Linked DNA regions of Homo sapiens: all the other regions are linked to region 1. Evidence: chromatin contacts called from ENCODE Hi-C or POLR2A ChIA-PET data. All regions are on one chromosome and are shown on one strand. The core of a region is the stretch at or near the end of the contact, and the rest is flanking DNA. Distances in the headings are between cores, read along the strand shown. Region 1 has its middle 55 kb from the start of NEK6. Region 2 overlaps STRBP (spermatid perinuclear RNA binding protein). Region 3 overlaps MAPKAP1 (MAPK associated protein 1). Region 4 holds the start of RBM18 (RNA binding motif protein 18). Region 5 holds the start of ZBTB26 (zinc finger and BTB domain containing 26).

What was found. Hi-C counts contacts between places; a loop is a spot of excess contacts on that map. ChIA-PET counts read pairs that join two places held with the same protein, here RNA polymerase II (POLR2A). Pooled maps may share reads with other maps.
Region 2: a loop to region 1 is called in a map with no recorded cell type, with 6 times the contacts of the local background. The contact joins two enhancer-like sites. A Hi-C loop is called at or near these places in 2 of 37 single-sample maps with no recorded cell type and 3 of 50 pooled maps.
Region 3: a pooled map shows a loop between it and region 1 (6-fold over the local background). The contact joins two enhancer-like sites. A Hi-C loop is called at or near these places in 2 of 37 single-sample maps with no recorded cell type and 7 of 50 pooled maps.
Region 4: a pooled map shows a loop between it and region 1 (9-fold over the local background). The contact joins the promoter of RBM18 here to the enhancer-like site in region 1. A Hi-C loop is called at or near these places in 2 of 50 pooled maps.
Region 5: a pooled map shows a loop between it and region 1 (3-fold over the local background). The contact joins the promoter of ZBTB26 here to the enhancer-like site in region 1. A Hi-C loop is called at or near these places in 1 of 37 single-sample maps with no recorded cell type and 2 of 50 pooled maps. POLR2A ChIA-PET finds 5 or more read pairs at or near these places in 2 of 52 experiments (OCI-LY7 and WTC11).

What each region holds. Positions count from the first base shown.
Region 1 is chr9:124,201,289-124,203,988 of GRCh38, forward strand. No RefSeq gene overlaps it. Among named protein-coding and RNA genes, the nearest start is that of NEK6, 55 kb to the right of the region's middle. RefSeq lists a silencer at 853-1,053, enhancers at 953-1,012, 1,063-1,402, 1,362-1,506, 1,453-1,502 and a cis regulatory region at 1,429-1,439. Within about 2 kb of position 1,348, at least 11 of the 41 ENCODE cell types and tissues checked have a DNase peak (open chromatin) inside an H3K27ac peak, as active enhancers do; they include OCI-LY7, where a contact is called at or near this core.
Region 2 is chr9:123,174,369-123,177,153 of GRCh38, forward strand. All of the region lies in intron 4 of STRBP (spermatid perinuclear RNA binding protein), which reads right to left. Among named protein-coding and RNA genes, the nearest start is that of MIR600HG, 60 kb to the left of the region's middle. RefSeq lists enhancers at 426-1,137, 1,858-1,917. Within about 2 kb of position 1,508, at least 4 of the 41 ENCODE cell types and tissues checked have a DNase peak (open chromatin) inside an H3K27ac peak, as active enhancers do.
Region 3 is chr9:125,631,442-125,634,141 of GRCh38, forward strand. The region is part of intron 4 of MAPKAP1 (MAPK associated protein 1); the gene reads right to left. Among named protein-coding and RNA genes, the nearest start is that of MAPKAP1, 74 kb to the right of the region's middle. Within about 2 kb of position 1,295, at least 7 of the 41 ENCODE cell types and tissues checked have a DNase peak (open chromatin) inside an H3K27ac peak, as active enhancers do.
Region 4 is chr9:122,263,541-122,266,240 of GRCh38, forward strand. It overlaps RBM18 (RNA binding motif protein 18), which reads right to left and starts at 1,300. Exons shown (of 6, transcript NM_033117.4): 1 at 1,175-1,300. It overlaps MRRF (mitochondrial ribosome recycling factor), which reads left to right and starts at 1,342. Exons shown (of 7, transcript NM_138777.5): 1 at 1,342-1,398. RefSeq lists enhancers at 482-1,453, 832-2,031, 1,454-2,424, 1,600-1,759.
Region 5 is chr9:122,930,238-122,932,988 of GRCh38, forward strand. ZBTB26 (zinc finger and BTB domain containing 26) reads right to left here and starts at 1,275. Exons shown (of 2, transcript NM_020924.4): 1 at 1,200-1,275. It also overlaps a transcript of RABGAP1 not described here. RefSeq lists a silencer at 1,047-1,386.

The DNA of each region.
Region 1 (2,700 bases), core at 98-2,597:
GTCACCCAGGCTGGAGTGCAGTAGTGTGATCTCAGCTCACTGCAACCTCCAGCTCCCAGGTTCAAGCCTCCTGCCTCAGTCTCCCGAGTAGCTGGGATTACAGGCGCACACCACCATGCCTGGGTAATTTTTGTATTATTAGTAGAGATGGGGTTTCAACATGTTGGCCATGTTGGTCTTGAACTCCTGACCTCAGGTGATCCACCTGCTTCAGCCTCCCAAAGTACTGGGATTACAGGCATGAGCCACTGTGCCCGGCCTTATGGGACCATTTTGAAAAACAACATATAAAATGGATAAAGTCAGAGATACTCTGGTTCCTAGGGGATATTGGTGGAGAGGGGAGTGGGGGAGTAGAAGCCCGATTTTCTCTGCCTTCCTCTTCACTCCCTCCTACTGAGGACCCCAAGAGACATTGTCAAAAAAACCAGGATTCTGTCAAAGTCAGTTAGGAAATTATTGGAAAACAGAAACAGAGCTCACATTTACTGAGTATCTACTACATTCTAGGCAATTGGGCATAGATTTGCTTGGAAAATATCCTTTATGCTCATTTAAGAAGAAATGAATCATTGTCTGAGGCCCTACCATAGCAGTAGAGCCAGGATTAAAAACCAGATGACTGGGTCGGGCGTGGTGGCTCACACCTGTAATCCCAGCACTTTGGGAGGCCGAGACAGGCAAATCACGAGGTCGGGAGATTGAGACCATCCTGGCTAACACGGTGAAACCCCATCTCTACTAAAAATACAAAAAGTTAGCCAGGCGAGGTGGTGAGCGCCTGTAGTCCCAGCTACTTGGGAGGCTGAGGCGTGAACCCGGGAGGTGGAGCTTGCAGTGAGCCGAGATGGTGCCACTACACTCCAGCCTGGGCGACAGAGAGAGACTCCATCTCAAAAAAAAAAAAAAAAGAAAGAAAGAAAAAGAGAAAAAGAAACCAGATGCCTGCCTCCAAAACCCATTTTTGGTCTCAGTCACAGAGCAGTGACCCTCAACCCAGCTAAGGGCTGGCCTTGGGACGGTCCCCAGGCTGGGCGTTTTGGAAACAGCGTCCATTCTGGAGCCTTGTGGTGGGTGATTTTGGAGAGGCCCGGGTTTGAGCTCCAGCAGTGAATATAAATTGCTATGCGGCCTTGGGCGAGTCTCTTCACCTCTTTCAATCTCGGTTTCCTTATCTGCAAAATGAGATGTTGGGTCCTTACATCTGTGACATCTTAGGACCTAAATTTAGCCCACTCCAGTTGGCCTGGATTGATAGCTGCTGGGTGAGCCCTCCCACAGCGAGGAGGCAGGAACAGCATTGAAGGGCCTGGGCCTCCCAGAGAGGAAGTGAAACTGGAGGCCTCTGCCTTCTTCCACCCCCTCTCCACCCTCACACACTGCCACCTTCTGAACTAATTGAAACCCAGCCAGAGTGGGCCCCCGCCAGTGACTCAGCCCCTGGCCCTATCTGATTGTCAAAGTCAATTCCTAGAAGTTGAAGAGAAGTCACTTCTCTTCTGCTGCCATTGCTACCACCTCCCACTGCAAGATGAGTTCTAATTCTGTCCTTCAACCACAGTCAGGAGGAAGGCAGTGAAGACACAAGAGGCTTTCAGGGGAAAGTCTGGGTTTGATGTGCGGAGGCTGGGCAGTGCTGGAAGGGGTGAGGGAGGAAGGGGACCGTCCTTGTCATGGTTGGAAACATGATGTGCAAAGGTGGGGAGGGGGGTGGGGGCGGGCAAGATCTCAGCTTGCCACTTATCAGCTGTGTGACCTTGGACACATTCCGTCATCTCTCTTTGCCTCAGTTGTACATCAAATAAACAGGAAAGCCCTCCTTCCCAATTTCACTTCTCAGAAGTAACTGCCGCTAGTGGTTCAGGGTTGCAGATACCAATCCAGAAGAGACAGAGAAGAAGATGGGAATTGAGATGGAAAGTAGGTACATGGGCACAGAGCGGCTGACTCTACACACAGTGGTGGGCTCATGCTGCGCTGGATGGTGGGGACAAGGGGAAGAGTGCGGGCTCTGCTCTGAAGAACTTGGCTTTGAAGAATTTTCTATCTCCTTCACTGATCTCCAAGAGAACATAAACCCAACAAGGCAGGAATTCTGCCTGTCTTCCCCAGCACGATACCCCCAGCACCTGGGCTTGTGCCTGGCACACAGGCACCTGAACAGAGGAACGTCAGGAGGCAGAGAAGCTAGAGACCTGGCTGCTGCCCCTTGACTGCAAGGTAAGCTGGCAGGTACTGGACAATAGCACCTGGTACCCAGTTTCCAAGCGCAAAATGCACATGTCTGCTGCTTCACTTCTGTCTTCCAAATCTCACTCAAAACGTCTTTTTTTTTTTTTTGAAACAGAGTCTTGCTCTGTCACCCAGGCTGGAGTGCAGTGGCACAATCTCAGCTTACAGCAACCTCTGCCTCCTGGGTTCAAAGGATTCTCCTGCCTTAGCCTCATGAGTAGCTAGGATTACAGGTGCCCGCCACCATGCCTGGCTAATTTTTGTATTTTTAGTAGAGATGGGGTTTTGCCATGTTGGCCAGGCTGGTCTCGAACACCTGACTTCAGATGATCCGCCCACCTTGGCCTCCCAAAGTGCCGGGATTACAGGCGTGAGCCACCGTGCCTGGCCTCAAAATGTCTTATGACCGACGCTACCCCAGAGCTATGCAGGGAAGGGAATCTGGGAAACATAGTTTCAGTTCAGTCA
Region 2 (2,785 bases), core at 258-2,757, 1.0 Mb before region 1:
TTGAGGCTGCACTGAACCATGTTTGCACCACTGCACTCCAGCGTGGGTGACAGAATGAGACCCTGTCTCAAAAAATAAAAATAAACTTCCTTCTGTGTTAGTAGTAATTAGGCAATTTGTGAGGAACATGAATACCACTGTATATTGGGAAAGAACATCAGCACAGAAATCTAAAAGACCTGGATTCTACTCGTAGTGCCTGCTGACTCAGTATCCACAACAGTAAAATGACTATTGGCTAGATGAGCTAAAGTTCCTCCCAACTATATCATTCTAAAGTGCCTCCCTTTCTATATCAGCTTATGGGGAAAGCAGAAAAATGTGATAAAAGTATAGAGCTAAGGAAGGAAAGATAAACTGCCAGCATATGCATTCCAAATCCAGGAGTAGCTAAAAGAGCAAACACTCAAAGAAATCAAGTCATAAATGGTGCATAAGAAAGGTGCTCATCTATCCTTGATTTTAATTCTAAAAGTTTCTTATTGGTTCATTTCCCTTAATCACAAATGAAAATAGTAACTAAGTTTAACCGTCTTTCAACAAATAAGCAAGTGTTTGGGTATGGCAAACATATTTACAGGAGTTACAGTCTCTCCTGCTCCTGAGGCTTACTCTGTAGTTAAGCAACAAAAGCAGTAACAGTTTAAGTGCCCTATTTAAAAGGGGAAGAGAAAGTAACATCTGAGCACAAACAGGTGTCACATATTCTCATTTAAATCTCACCACAAGCCTCCATTTGCAAGACAAGAAATGTGAGCCTCAGAAAAGTTAATTGTTCAAGTTCACCAAGAAAGTAAAATGGCAAAGCCTAAATTCAAACCTAAGTTGTTTTGACCACAACATTCAGGTCCCTTACATTATATGATTGCTTCCCAAGTTCAGAAAAGGGAGAGGTCAAAATTAGAGATGTCAAGCAAGGCAAACTGAAAGTCTGACTTCAGCAGAATCTTGATCTACCTAGATGGGAAACAGTCATTCTAGCTATAAGCAAAGAATCAGCAGAGTTGGGCAAGAATCAGCAGAGTTGAGAATAAAATGGAAAGGGAGAAGGAAGAGAAACAAATTGTGGCAGTGGAAACTAGAAAGGAAGATAAATAATCCAGCCATGGGTTCAGTGCCTGGCACACTTATAGAGATTCAATAAACATTAAATCAATGAAAAATGTTAAAGGTGGTATAAATATAGAAATAAAAAGCATTTTAAAGCAGGTGACCAAGTGTAGGCAATTGTCTGATATTAACAATAGAGAATCAGTCATCTTTGATTTCTTCTTCCTCTGTATCCTTGTCCTCTCATTCTTCCAAGTCTAATATTGTAATGGTTTATAAATTATCCCTCTATAATCACCATCAAACTTGCAAACCAGTTTCTTCAGGCTTTTATTACCTCTCACGTAGACCACCTCAATAACCTCCTCCTTACTGGCCTTTCTGACCTCTGTCATCTCCAAAGTACTGTATACAGCAACCAGAATAATCTTCCAAAGGCGCTGATTGGATAACACTCTACCTACTAATTCATTGGTGTCCCACTGAACACTTGGACACTTACCATATTGGAAAGCAATTTAGAAAATGACATCGCTTCCTGGTTCAAATCCTGGCTCTGCTACTTACTGTGTGACATTGGACAAATTTCAAATAACTTGACTTCTTTTGAGCCTGCTTCCTCATTTGTAAAACAGGAATAATACCTTTCTCACAGAGTGGTAGTGAGAATATATGTTAACAAACTTTGGCCAGAGCCCAACAGATATTAACAGCTCAATAAACAACAGTTATTATTCCTTAAACAGTTCTATACTTTCTCATACCTAGATCGGTGCTGAGATTTATTTTTTTCTTTCACTTTCACCACATGCCAAAACCCTACCCCTATCCATCCTCTGAGCCTATTCCAAGTGCTACCTCCTTCATGGAGCTTTTGCAGATTTCCAGAACCAGCACATCATCGTCTCTCCCTGCTCTGTACTTTCACATGTTATTCACAGGAAACTGAAGAATAGATGCTAAGAAAACTGGATCTGGAGTCAGAGAAACTTCAATATGAGTCCTGGTTCAACCACACATATTTACTAAGTAGCCTTAAGCAAGTTAAAGTTTGTTAATGATTCTGAGTCACTCTTTTTTTTATAAGCAAGTTTGGAGCACAGGAAATTTCACAAGTAAAACAGGAGTGGAGAAAGGAAGATAATAATATTAGAGACTGGTAGATTTGCTGCAAGATAGTAGGAAAAGTATGTGGTACAATAGTTGGCACTCAATAAACAGTAGCTGTTATTAGCTCAGTTATTAAATTCTAAACCATAATTATGATATACTTGGTCTTATCAGCCCACAGGTAGAAGACAGCATGATTGAGCAAAAAATCAATTCCTAATTCAAACAGTTCTGAATTTCAATTTAAAAATTGGAACATAGCAGTTATTGTAAAGCAAGCAACCCAATGTATTTGAATTTACTATATGTGAATTTAAAATTAAAAACAGAATTCTAATATTCCTAATAATACATATTGTAGGACCTTGTATAAGTTATTTGACTTTTGAATCCATTTTGAAAAAGGTAAAGCATTAAGTTAAATTAAGACAGCATAGGTAAAAGCTGCCTAACCGTGCCTGGCAATGGAAAATGCTTAATTGCTTAATAAATACAAGCTACCCCCCACCCATCTCTGTGTCCTTCAGAGTGGTTAACACTCACCAGGTGCACAATATATGTTTATTACCAGAACACAACTCTGTCCTTGGAATACATGCCAGCCTCTGATATAAGAATAGAATCT
Region 3 (2,700 bases), core at 45-2,544, 1.4 Mb after region 1:
GGATTCTGTAAAGCCCAACTCATATGCCCCACCCGGTTCCTAGTCTCTACCACCTCCTTGTGGCACTTGTCTGAATAGACACTTATAGTTGTAAATGTCTGTTGTACAGAACTTACTATACCTCACCACACTAAATTCCCTACTTTTGCTAACCACAGCCATGGTGATTTATTCAGACGTAAGGATGTCAGTTTCCTGCTCCAAATACAACTAGCAGGAGCAAATCAAAACTCTTCTTGATCAAGCCTCGTCTCTCACCTCCTCTGCTCTCAGCCTCCACATTCCAGTCATACCCTACTACTTTCATTGCCCAGAATTTACCAGCATCTCTCACCTCAGATGTTTACACCAGCACTTCACCTACCTAGAAGCCTCCTGCCTAACCTCCTCCCATCCTTCAAGGCTTGGCTTAGGGGTCATCTAAGGAGTCTTCCCTGATATTCTCCCATGCGAAGCCCAGGCCAGGTGTCCTTCCTCTAAGAAACTCACCATACTAGGCCAGGCGTGGTGGCTCATGTCTGTAATCCCAGCACTTTGCAAGGCCGAGGCGGGCAGATCCCTTGAGGTAAGGAGTTCAAGACCAGCCTGGCCAACATGGTGAAACTCCATCTCTACTAAAAATACAAAAAAATTAGCCAGGCATGGTGGCACATGCCTGTAGTCCCAGCTACCTGGGAGGCTGAGGCAGAAGAATCACTTGAACCCAGGAGGAAGAGCCTGCAGTGAGCTGAGATCACGCCACTGCACTCCAGCCTGGGTGACAGAGCAAGACTCCGTCTCAAAGAAAAAAAAAAAAGAAGAAACTCACCATACTAAACTTTTCCTCTCATAGCATTTATTATGCTATATTATAATTGTCTGACTTCCCTACAAGATTACACATACCATTAAATTAGGGACTATCTCATTCACTATTGTATCCTCAGCATTAGTCAAGTCCCTGGCACATACAGGCACTCAAGAAATATTTGAGAAATGAATGCATGAGTTTTCCTTCTAACTACCTGGCTCTGCTGAATCATACTGAGGTTACAATTAACCATGACCCTAAACCTTTTCTTTCATGTGCTACTTGGTTAAACCTCATCTTCCTCTTCCCCTTTTCCACTGCCACCCCCATACACAAATGACTGCATCTTATGACTTAAGTGCAAGTATCATTTTGGTGTGTCAAGACCACTTTAGTCCCTGACTTTGTCACTGCACATGCCTGCTATTCTTCCCAGCCTTCTGCCTTCCACAAGTGTCATCAGCCTATCATCAATGTTCTCATTCAGGTCCCTGACAGCAATGAACACACAAGAGACCTACAGCTTGCCACGAAAGATAGCTCTCCAGTTTGACATAAATCCATTAATCACCACTCTGTGCCTCGTCTCTCAGCCAGGTGCAAAGTCCACCTGACCACAATGTGACTGGAGAATATCTCCAGCTTGCGTGCAAGAATACTATGCAAAAATTGATGCTTTACTGAAATTCAGAACAAAGAATTTTAACCACAGCCCTCTATCTAGCTAACAACCCTATCCAAGAAAGAAATGGGCTTGTTCTGCCCTGCTTGGTTCTGAGGAAACCCATGGTGGCTCCTAGCAATCACTACTTCCCTTTTTTGAATTTACAAGCCCTTTAGCTCTGCTAAGTGAGCTGTTGTAAATGCAAGACCGCTCAATCCCAAAGCTGAAAAGAGAAGTCTATGAAGTGTGAGTTGCTGAAGGAGACTTCATGAAAGAAGTGAGATTTAAGGAAGATTTCAATGCACAGCGCCAACAGAGCTTGGTAGAGGACACAGGGAGAGTAGCCAAATCTAAGTGTGAGTAACAGGGACAGCAAGGCTGATTGTGGATAACAAAGACAGCAAGTCAGAAAGCCTGGCCCAAGTATCACCTGGGACAAACAGGGACTAATAAAAAGCAAGTTCTTCCTGCTGGGCTGCCTCCTTGAGCCAAAAGGTCAACCACAGCTGGGCTTCTGCCTGAATTCTTATTTTAAATATAATAGAACACATATTAGATTAAGCTGAGACAGAAAGTAATCCTTACATAAAAGACAGTTGTCAGAATGGCCAATCTAGTTTCTCCTAAGCACTTTCTGATGACGAATCCACCACCAGGATTATGTGTAATGGGCAATTTTGATGCAAAGTACTATTTTGCAACATTGTCCCATTTCTCTTCCAGAAAAATGCAGAGGTAATTATGTACTCATAGTCAGTGTAGCAAATCAGTTAAATTAAACCTGTATTTCATCTAATTCATATAGAATATGAATAACATAACTAACTTTTCTAATTTCATACTCTAGTACTCTCAAGTAAATAAAAGGGGAAAAAAAGTAAAGTTTCTCCCCTACAAATAGAATCTGTCACTTCCTAGGATGTGCACTTTTCAGCTCATGCATCCTAAATGCATGTGGAGATATTATATGCACTTTCTATTTAGCAATTTAATTATATCTTTGCATTCAAAGAGTGGCAATGGTTTGCAGTAATAATCAGGTGAAAGCATTCTGACATTAATATGCTGGAATCCGATGTGTTAATTTGATGCAACTTTGCCTTGACAATATGTGATTAATTTGTTCTCAGGCTAGCCTTGCTCCCAGCTCTGACAGTTTAAAATGCTGGGTTTCTTTATCCATATCGCTATTTGACACGCCTTAGCCCACTGCTTTGCTAAGACCACTGTTAATTTGTAATGAACT
Region 4 (2,700 bases), core at 50-2,549, 1.9 Mb before region 1:
TCCCTATCCTCTGGATGCTTGTATTTGGAAGGGGAGCAGGACAAAACAAAAGCAAAATAAATAAAGAAGATATAATTAGTGATACATGCCACAAACACAATTAAGCAGGGTGATGTGACAGGGACTCGACGACTATAGATTGAGTGGAGGGAAGGCCTCTCTAAAGGAGATGACATTTGGGACTTGAATGATAGGACATTCTGATTTTCTCATGTCTAAAATCAGGAATAATACCAATAGCTATTAATATTTATTACCACGAAAAGGTACCATGTTTTACTGGTAAGAGTGCAGGCTATGCGGGTCTGGGTTCAAATCCTGACTTTTGCACCTAGTAACTGCACCTTTAGCAAGTCACATGACCTTTCTTTAAGCATCCTCTCGATAGAAAAGCTTTCCTAAACAGAGTTCCTTGTTATTCTATATCATAGCCACTTTTCCATCTTTTTCCTCCTACTAAATGCTAATTCAATGTATTACTTAATGTTTCCTCTTCTATTTCCTTCACTAGAACGTAAGCTCCCACAGCACAGGACCTTGCCAATCTTGATCACGGTTCTATTTCTAGCACTTAAGTACACTGCCTGTCTCACGGTTGGTGCTTAATATTTACTAAATGAAGCAAGCCGCTTCTCCACTCGAAGACTTAGTTTCTTTTTCCTTCCTAGAATGGGTACAATTTGTCGTCTCACGAGGTCGTTGTGAGTCTTAAATAAGACAATTTTGGTGACAGCTCAGAATATGGCTTTTTGAGGAAAGGTAAAGGGTAATAAAAGATCAAGACGGCACGGGACTATCAAAATGCTTTGCGTTTGCAATAGCAACAATCCTTTAGACTACCAGAGTTCACAAAACGCGGTTACATTTGTCTTTCCAGCTGAGCTGCAATAACTCTGGAAGCCAGAAATAGTCATCTGGGGAAAGTGCAATCCAGAGAAGAAGAGACACCTGATCCTAACAGCAAGCGGTGGGGTCATGCCTGGAACCCTGGCTTCCCGATTTCTGGCTGCGAATTCCTACAGGCGAAGGGTCATTACTCGGATTGTTATTTCCGGGCCAGCGACAGGACAATCCGGGGCGGGGCCTGAGATGCAGTCCTGCGAGGGCGGCCTCCTGTAAGACCTCTTAGCGGGCCCATCGCTGAGGTGCAGGGACATGTCGCGGCCGAACTCACCTCGTGGCCTCGGCGTGGTGCTCTCAGCTCATGCCCGGAAACCAGGTCCCGACGCCGCGGTCAGACGGACCTCTAGACGCGTCCGCCTCAATGCCGCCAGCTGCCAGGCCGCCCGTGACGCGTTAAGCCTGCGCCGCCTCCTGGCTTCGTGACGTCACGACGTCCGCGCAGCTGCGGTCGCCGCCGTCGCACGAGTCTTTCCTTAGTAACCTGGGCGATAGCTGGTGAGTGTCCTTGACAGGGCCTCGAGGGGCGCGTGTGGTCTGGGTGCCAGAGACCCTTACTCAGGGACCTCTGGGGGACCTCAGGGGACCAGACTACCGTCCCCGACCCGTTCGAGTCCAGCTTGACCTTTAAGGCTGAGGGCGGGACCTGTGGCATTGGAGCGAGTCTCATGGGGTGGGGGCGGGGCTCCTTTTACCAGCTAGGAATTTAGGGGATGCTGGAGGAACTTACTAAAGAGTAGCCGCACACTTGACGGGAACGTTTGAGTTTCAGAACAATCCCATAGGAGTAGATATTATTATCTCCCATAATGAAGAAACGGAAGCTCACATAGGTAATTTTACCAGGGTCACGCGGTCAGAAAGTGAGGGCGCTTAAATTCAGACCTAGGGCTATCCGACTCCTAAGCCTGGACTTTTAACCACCACTCTGTGCCACCCAGTGGCAAAACAGTTGTCATTTCAGTAGCCCTTCTCCATTTACTTAACCCTGACAAATAGTATTGTCATTTACGTTTTACAGATGAGACGGAAGTCCTGAGAGTTTGACCGATTTAAGGTCACGTGCCTAGGAAGTGCTGGAACCAAGACTCGGAGTTTTCTCTAAGTTTAGTGCCTTTATTTTGTTTTAAACCACACTGTTGCATTTCCCCCCATTTTGGAAAGCTTTATAGTTGGAAAGAATGAAAACCTGATCTGACCCCTTCATTTTATGGTTGAAACAAAATCTACGTAGGAGAAATCACTTGGTACAAGTCACAAGTCAGTGGTAGAGCTGCCGCAAATGCTTTTTGAATACGTGTGATTATGAATCTAAATGGCAGATGGCAGGGAGTGATAAGGTAGGCATACTGGAATCCAGATCTCTTAACTCTTAGGCAAAAGCCCTTTCTCTACCTGTTAAAGTGTCTCATTCCTTCTTTGGCCGTGCCAGGTGCATAATGATTCTGTGTATAGTCAGATACTACAAGTACCTTTCTTTACCTGGTACTGCATTTAGAGAAGAACATCATCTACTATCTCTAAGCAAAAATCTGGCAAACCAGAGACAGTGGAGGCAACGCTGGGAAGCCCAGAACCTACCATAATAGTAAGGGTAGATTCCCATCCGATTCTGGTTTACCCTGGATAAGGAATTTATCTTTCTGGACTTTCACTGATGTATTCATCACATTCACAGTGTCTTCTGTGTTCTGGCAATGTACCAGGTACTGGGGATACAGCAGTGAACAAGAAAATCATAGATTAGTCCTTGTAGTACTTAGAGTCATATGGAGGGAATTAGACAATCAAATAATTACA
Region 5 (2,751 bases), core at 25-2,524, 1.3 Mb before region 1:
CTTATGGCTTTATTTCTGATAATGGCATTACCATCCTTCAGCTCAGAGGTCTAAAACCTAAGAATTAGATTTGGTCCCTCACACTTCTTCAGCATTCAGTTAATTATGGAGTCTTGACATAATCATCTCCAGTATATTTGTCTCCTTACCAATGACACCATTATAACTTATTTCAGGAATTTTTTGCCTCTCACTAGGCTGATCCCATTACCCCTTCAAAAGAATCTCCGATAAGCGTTCCTAACTTTTAGCTAAATGTCTAAATGCAGTTAATAGAAAGTCCCTTCTCTATGGGCTTTCTACAGAACAAAATGATTTCCTGCAGTGCAAATCTGACCATATCAATATTCTGTTCCGAACTCTTCAAAAAACTACCCATCTCCTTTAGGATTACACCATTCACCATCTGGACCTCGGTCGACTTTCCCAGTCTCATATCCATTCTGTGCATAGGAGTCCCCCCATTTCCTCCTCTTCCCACACAAGTTATGCTCAGTCATTTCTCCACAGTATTGCAACTGTCTTCCCTGAAAAACTCTTCAACACTTTACTCTCTCCAAGTACAATTCAGACATCACTTTCTTTCTAAAGCCTTCTCAGCAACGGCCCCTTGAGCAATTAACACATATGTGACTGATACATACATACATATATATACACATAGGAGTACTTATTTGTTCAGATCTGGCTCCCAAACTTAATCCCGAAAACTGGAACAATATCTTGCCAATCTCCAGTGTCTGGTATAGCGCCAGTAATATAAAAGGTGCTGCGACCAGTGGCCAAATAGGGGAAAACCCCAGCAAAAGGGTAACCTAGCACTCACAGTGGTTCTCAAAGACTGGCACTGAATGCCTGGTCTTGGGCTGGCTCCCGAGGCTCGTTTTCTTAGGGCCTCACCTCTGGCACTTCTTATAAGATGCCAGAGTCAGGCCCCCAAGCCAACTGCTGGGCCCTCAGCTGGGGTCCTATGAGGCGGTCCCAGGGGCATCCTCAGGCTCCCCACTCCAGTCACAGGGAAGGGAAAGGGGCGGGGCGCAGCGTGGGCCGGGCCAAGGGCTCCTCAAGTCCCCAGGGGCCTAGGCCAGCCTCTCGGCTCCCATCCCAGTGCAGGTCCCGGTTGATCCAGGGCCCCAGGGGGGTTCCATTTTGAGACACCCCGCACCCCAGCCCGCCGCTCCGGCCGTCTCCGCACTTACAGACCCGGGGGAAGGCCGCCGTCAGGATCCGGCACCGCCAGGAGCTCCGGCCCCTCGGGGCTCCGGGAAGGGGGAGGGGCAAGGAACCCGAGCCAAAGGGGGACCCAACGGAACCGGAAGGGCAGCCCTGGCCGGACAAAGACAACTTCCAGGTCCCATGGTCCTCTCCGCCAATCGGAAGGCTCGGAGGACAACAGGGGCCCCGAGAGGGAATTTCTGCGTTGTGGGCGGGGCGCAGACGGAGGGCACCGTACTCTGGGCACTAGCTTCACTGCCTACTACCCCGAGGTGCCTTAGCTCGTAAGCGTCTGTGGCTCAGGCCCTGTGCGCCTCGCAGGGACCCGCTGCTCGGGACCCCCGTCTCAGCGGCTCTTCTGTAGCTGGGCCTAGACGGTCCGCTGCCTCCTTGGGCCTGAAGGGCTCCTCTGCACTTAAACTTTGGTAAGTCTTTTTAGCCTAGGGGTGTAGACTCGTCGCGCGGGAGCCCGAAGAGCAGAAAGCTCTCCCCTCACTTTTGGATGTGTTTTTCAGGGTTCTTGCCTTGGAGTTCTTCCTAGGGCAAACTCTTGCACTCCCATGGCTTCCGTTACCTACTTCATGCTGACCATTCACAACCCAGGCAGCTACATGGACGAGATCTCCAGCTGTCCTGATGTGAAAGTACCTTTTAATGATCTCAAGTTCATCTCATCTCCTATCCAGACCGGAAAACTTGAGGATCCTTCTAGAGTTCTTTTCCTTGCCAATCCAGTTTACTGGTTTTTGACCATTCTTTTCGTTTTTGGTGGTGGTGAGGGGCTTTTTATTGAGGTAAAACATGCGTAATGTTTATTACTTTAATCATTTGTAAGTGTAAAACTTGATGGTCTTGAACTCTGGAGTTAAAGTGATCCACCCTCCTCAGCCTCCCAAAGTGCTGGGATTACATGTGTGAGCCACTGCTCCCAGCCTTTCCCTCTTTTTAATGTAGTTATTTACAACTATACATTTCACTTTGATCACTGTTTTCACTACAGCTCATAAGTTTTTGTATGTTGTGTTATTTTCATTCATTTCTAAGTATTTTCTAATTTCCCTTTTGATTTCTTCTTCTTTTTTTTTCTTTTTTTTGAGATGGAGTTTCGCTCTTGTTGCCCAGGCTGGAGTGCAATGGTGTGATCTCGGCTCACCGCAACCTCCGCCTCCTGGGTTCAAGCGGTTCTCCTGCCTCCGTCTCTAAAGTAGCTGGGATTACAGGCATGCGCCACCACACCGGGCTAATTTGATATTTAGAGATATGGAGACGTGGTTTCTCCGTGTTGGTCAGGCTGGTGTCGAACTCCCGACCTCAGGTGATCCACCCGCCTTGGCCTCCCAAAGTGCTGGGATTACAGGTGTGAGCCACCGTGCCTGACCTTGATTTCTTCTTTGACCCAGTTGTTAAGAGTGTTGTTTAACTTTCAGATATTTGTGACTTTTCCAGTTTTCCTTCTGTTATTAATTTATAACTTCATCTGTGTGGTCCGAGAAGATACTTTGTATGATATCTATCTTGTAAAATATTATGAAACTT